Regions from separate parts of the Homo sapiens genome. Here region 2 is linked to region 1. Evidence: chromatin loops called from intact Hi-C (ENCODE). Cell type or tissue: heart left ventricle. All regions are shown on one strand. Each heading gives the region's core, and the rest is flanking DNA. Links, peaks and the distances in the headings are about the cores only.

What was found. Peaks named below come from ENCODE experiments on the same cell type or tissue, not always from the same donor. Only the 100,000 strongest peaks of a DNase experiment are listed, where the experiment ranks them.
Region 2: it touches region 1 in a loop (2.1-fold over the local background); 27 of 110 quality-filtered maps call a loop at or near these places.

The regions. Positions count from the first base shown.
Region 1 is chr11:8,718,064-8,720,974 of GRCh38, forward strand. All of the region lies in intron 4 of DENND2B (DENN domain containing 2B), which reads right to left. It overlaps LOC107984308 (a long non-coding RNA gene), which reads left to right and starts at 121. Exons shown (of 2, transcript XR_001748118.2): 1 at 121-225; 2 at 1,018-1,469. In heart left ventricle, for the core only: no CTCF peak of the experiment used is centred there; a DNase peak (open chromatin) is centred at 1,503; H3K27ac peaks cover 2,394 bases.
Region 2 is chr11:8,793,743-8,796,653 of GRCh38, forward strand. All of the region lies in intron 1 of DENND2B (DENN domain containing 2B), which reads right to left. All of the region lies in intron 4 of DENND2B-AS1 (DENND2B antisense RNA 1), which reads left to right. Among named protein-coding and RNA genes, the nearest start is that of DENND2B, 15 kb to the right of the region's middle. In heart left ventricle, for the core only: a CTCF peak has its summit at 1,273 (motif pointing left); no DNase peak of the experiment used is centred there; H3K27ac peaks cover 1,095 bases.

The DNA.
Region 1 (2,911 bases), core at 1-2,500:
CAGATCCTGGCTCCAAGTCCAGAAGCAGACCCACCCCCCCACCCCCCCCAACCCCCCACCCCCAGCCCAGCTCAGCCTGGCCTCTGCTTTATAAATTCAGGGATTGCACAAGACTGGCTCAGCCACCCCTGCCTGTGCCCAGCCAGAGGACAAAGCCAGCAACAAGAGTCTTTCCTTGGCTCCCTTCCCTCTGCTGCAAACACCCCAGAGATAACACAGTTCAAGGTAGGAAGGGTTTTCAGGTCACATGGCTGTCCCTTCACCCAACTCTCAGGGGATCTCCCTGGGGACCTACTTTGGAGGGTGGGCATGGAGGAACTCACAGAACCGTAGGGAGCAGGGCTTCGCCAGGCCCCCTTCTCACCTACGATGCCGTTCAACAAGTCTTTTAGGGCAGGGTTTTGTGTTGTTCACTGAGGCAACCTCGGAACGGAACAGTGATTAGCAAGGAGGAAGTGTTCAGTAATGATCTGTTCGATGACTCTCCTACTGTAGTGTCTATTCCCTCTACCGCTGATCTCAGCAAAAAGAGAACCATCAACACTCCCCTTTTGGAACAAACTCTCCTGCTGTGACACAGGGGAGGTGTGAAAGGCTTGGAAGGAGTCTGGGCCAAAGGGTGGGGGTGAGGGGAGTTCTTGCTTCTCAGGACTAGTTCTAAAATCTCTGGCAGCGGGCATTGTATTGGCATTACCAGAAAATCTCAGAAAAGTCCAAAACAGAATCCCTGCCCTTGAAGATGTTGAGTGGCACTCCTTTCCACAAGCTGTATCTCCTGCCCCCACCCCTCCAACACACACATTTTCTAAAATAGAGTAACACCATGGGCCGGGTCAGTCCTAGCTCAATCCTGGTGGCAGAATCCGTGGGGTGAACAGGTCCCTGGGGAACTCAGAACACAGCCCTCTCTGCACCCCTTTCCCTATTTTCCTGCTGCAGAGCAGGACTCACTCCAGCACCTCTGCTCAGCAGCAGGATTGAGCCTGGGTGCCACTGAGTCCCACACTTGTTCTACAGATGTCTGAATGTGCCTTACGCCCCAGAGGAACTCAGACCCCACTCCTCAGGAAGCAGGCAGAAGAAGGAGCTGGAGGACGAGGAACAAAGGCTGCTGAGAGTGAAGCTTTCCTAGAGAGGACACGGGAGAAGAGCCAATCCCTATATGCTTGCAGATTCCTCCATTTCCAAAGTGGAGCTCCCTCCACATTGTGGCATCTACTTATGCAGAACCACAACGAATTTAGGAAATGCTCTAACAGAGTTAGGGTGTGGGTGTGAAGGAGGGATTTCAGTGACAGCTAAATAGACTGCAGTGGGAGCAATATAAATCTCTGTAAACTTATGAGTCAAAGATGGGTCACTGGGATTTGGGACTGGATTAAGTGATTCCCAACTCCAAGCAGAGTCCCCAGCAATGGAACAGACCTTTTCCTGTAACACAGTCATGCTATTAAAATGACTTGTCTCCATTCCAGAGCCCTGACTAAGCGGAGCTGGCCCAGCAGCCCTGTCGCAAGAAGCCAAATAGCAAACCCGGCACCCCCTGCATGTTTTCTCCAGCCTACCCCACTGTGGGGCACTTAGGGAGGTGTTGGGGATGGATTCTCTACTTCTTGATCCTTCCCCAACATATGCCCTGCAGGAGTGAGGAGGTGGGGGAACTAAGAAGGGAGAATGCCAGGACACAGTCTTCTGATCCCCTAAAACAGGACCAGAGCATCACTGTCCACATCACGGCAGGGAGAACATTTATGCCAAGCTCAACAAATCGAAACTGCCTTGGACTGCATGATCAGCCAGGGCCTTTATTGTCATCCCCAACCTATAGGAAGCCTTGTCCCAATCCCAGGGGTTTCTCCAAGCCACTGACATTTGGGGTTGAATAATTCTTGTTGTGGTAGACTGTCCTGTCCATTTTTAGGATGTTTAGTGGCAACCTTGGCTTCTATCCACCAGGAGACATTAGCATCTCCTTAGCTATAACAGCCAAAAATGTCTCCAGACACTGCCAGATGCTCTCTGGGACGGACAGAGGGAAGGAGGGAGAGAGAGGGAGGGAGGCAGGAATGGAGGGAGGGAAGAGTGAAGTTGTCCCCCAACTGAGAACCACTGCTTTAGATAGAGCTTTCTAAACTTCCAATGGCTTCTGAGTGTGACATGAGTCCCAAGACTAGCCCTCTTTTTTTTCCATCCTTCCCTCCTTCACCTCACTCCCTCCTTCCTTCCTTCTTTTCCCTACAGTAAGAGCTTTGAATATTGATACAAAATCCAAAGCTCCAAGAAAAAGACATAGGATACTGAGGCCCAGGGAAGTAATAGATGTACAAGCCTGGTGCACATCACTGACAACCCAGGGGAAAACAGCCAGCAACATCAGGTTCTCAAGATAGGTCCTGTCTCTGGAAACTCAATTTCAGGAAGGCCTGCTCCTCCCCAGCCCCTTGTGCCAGCCTCTCTTCTCCAGCAATGTTTAACATCCTGTCTAATGTAACAAAGCCACTAATCAGTTCTCCAGCAAATAGACGGCTGGCTGCAGCCCACACGCTGCCTCCCCAGCCTCAGCTTGGTCCCTTCACTGCCCTAACTCATCTCTCAGCTTCCTGGACCATTCCTGACTGCCCCGGAGGAGCTGTCTCAAATAGATTCTCCCAGTCATCTCTCCAGGTGGACAGGGGACCAGGGGATGGAGATGTACAGAGACAAGTGGACCCTGAGTCCTGGACCACTAAACTGAACCAGCTGAGAGCAAATAAGTATCAAAGGAATGGCTCAGAGTTGGAGGAGACGGTAGGCTGGGAAATGGTGTGCAGAACATCCTAGGGAGGACAGAGCTAAAGGAGCTAAGGCTGAATGGGAGATTCAGCAGGGGCATGAATGGGAGACAGGGAGCCTGGCAGACTGCAAATTTCTA
Region 2 (2,911 bases), core at 158-2,657, 76 kb after region 1:
GGTCATATGGCAATTTGGGGCTTTTTGGGGAATAATCAAACTTTCCCACAGCAGCTGCACCGCTAACACTCCCACTAACAATGTATGAGGATTCTAACTTCTCTACATTCTCACCAACACTTCTTACTTTCCATTTTTTTAAATTAAGAGCATAAACTTTTCGTGTAAAACTAAATGTACATAAAAATGCATCATTTAAAGAATCTTTATGGCTCAAGGATGTTAGTTTAAATATATAAATAAAAAATATAAATAAATAAAAAACCCAGTGCTACCCAACTGTTAACAATAACTATTTTTCTGGGGCATGGGTTTATAGAAGATGCTCATATTCTGCCTTACGTATTCCCCATTTTGCAAAAGTTTTTAGAACACCTGGTGTTGCTTTTGTTATTTTAAAAAATGTCTTAAACAAAAGTTAGCCAGATAGACGGTTTGATGCCTGCCTGCTAATGTGAAACACAGTTTCAGTGTTACATACACAGCAAGGCCCTAAATGGGCAGAGGTGAGAAGACCTGAGTCCCAGTCCCCACTCTGCCACCCTGAGCACTCTGTATTCTCACCTCTCAACTCCCAGGCACCTAGGACTGAATCCAAGTTCCCAGTGAGCATCCGCAAAATAGACGACAGCTGTGTGGACCCACCCACGTGGTCCTTCCACCCCGGGGACAGCACTGAGGCTACAGGAGCCCCAGGTGGGTTGTCTCAGGCTATGTATGGGTAGCCGTCTCCCTTCCTACATTGAAACAGAATTCTACAGTTGTACTGAACTAATGAAGGAAGGTAAGAAAAGGAGAGCTCGGGGAAAACCTGCGAGTCATGGACTATGAAGGAAAATGAAGGCCTTCCCCGCAAAGAAAGAAGCAAGCCCAGAAAAGAATTCAAGAAATGATGATGCCAAGGAGGACAGGGCAGCTGACATTGACTAATGCAAGTGTCTCACCTGAAGCCACAGGTGCTGAAGTAGACAGCAAAGGGCAGTGCCTGGAGCCACACTGCTCTGTGGGAACCATCCCAAGGTCACCTGCTCAGGCAGCAACAAGGAGAAAACCCAGCCTCTGTGGGAAGAGGCACTGAGGCCTGGGGAAGTGAAAGTCAAGTGAAATCCTTCCCCTCTTCCAGGTGTTCTCAGCCTTTCGGCTGCCAACTGTGGACTTTGCCCTTGAAATTCAACTCCTGGCCTAAAGAGATAATCTCCCAGGCATGTCCTGTGTAAATTTGGCTAATCAACAGAACACATTCTGTGCAGCCCCTGCTGGCTGTCCCTGAAACAGCCCTGCCAGCCAGTAGTAGTGCTGACTGGCGGGGGGAAGCTTTTCCTGGCAGAAATGCCACCAATCCTAATGAAATCAAGTGCCCAGGATGGGCATTTTCCAAAAATCAGACAAGCATCTGTTTAAAGACGAGCACATACCTGGAAATCTCATCCAGAAGTGATACGGATTTGGTGAGAAGAGTCATTGAGAGCATGGACCTTTACCAGGCTTTGTTGATGTTTTAGAGTAAGCCACCTAAGAACATCTAAAGTAAAGCTTTGTAGACATGAAATTCTGGGTCAGTAAAAGAAAGCAAGCCAATTAACATCTGGCCCTCATACCCTTATTGGCATCTCAGCTGCCAAGCCTCTTAAGCAGTGGTTCTCAAAGTGGGGTTCCCAGCCAACAGTAGCAGCATCACTTCCAAACTTGTTAAAAATGCAAATTTTTACTAAAAAATTTCTACTAAATTGGTTAACAAGCTCTCCAGGTGAGTTTGGTGCACAGTCAAGTCTGAAAACCACTGCTCTACGGGCTCTAGAAAGCTCTGCAATCTGGAGTTCTGATCCCGCCCACCCTGAGACTTCCCTTACTTTCTGCTCTAAATGAATTTTGAGGGACTGGAATATCATCCTCCAGTTACAGCCAATAAAATAGGCAAGTTTCCTCCCACTCCATTTCCATCTTCTACATGGTCTCCTAGGTTTCTTTTCTACAAATCATATTCAAATGTGTTTCCTTCCTGCTTCCTGGGGAAAGTGATTCCCCGCTTTCTGGATGGTTCAATCCCTTAAAGATCTGACCTCAGCCAGTCTTTCCAGCCTCATCTTCCAACCCATCTGTGTGTCCCTGCTCATGGCAGATGACCATTCAATGTCTGCTCATTGTGAATCAGTGATGAAGACCATCTGAACAACACCCTGTAAAGGAACCTTTCCCAACTACATTATCTTTCCTTCAGAAGCAAGTCTGTTACTGAAACAGACTGGGAAGGGGAGACAGGAAAGCAAAATCCAGTGACTTACCAAAGAAATTCCTCTGTTTTCTAGCAATCTATGCTAAATCTGAAATTCAGTCTCACCCTGCTCTGCCCTTCACAAACTATTCCATCTAAGCAGGCTGATTGGGCTGACCACAGATCTCATGAACACCAAGGAATGAGAGTTTATAAACACTGCATACATTTTCATTTCAGAATCCCGGGCCTTCACTACTGATAGAATCCAAACAGGATCAAACCTTTAAAAAAAAAGAAGTATGGACCGGACACAGTGGCTCACGCCTGTAATCCCAGCACTTTGGGAGGCCAAGGTGGGCAGATCACCTGAGGTCAGGAGTTCAAGACCAGCCTGGCCAACATGGTGAAACCCTCTCTACAAAAATACAAAAATTAGCCAAGCATGGTGGCGTGTGCCTGTAATCCCAGCTACATGGGAGGCTGAGGCAGGAGAATGGCTTTAACCAGGCAGGCAACGGTTGCAGTGAGCCAAGACCATGCCACTGCACTCCAGCTTGGGTGACAGAGAATCCATCTCGAAAAAGAAAAAGAAGTATCAACCCATAGAAACTAGTCAATGTTCAATTTCCAAGAAGTGAAATTTGTGGCCTGATACATTTCTTTTCTCAAACATTTCCAACAAACTTGAAGACTCTA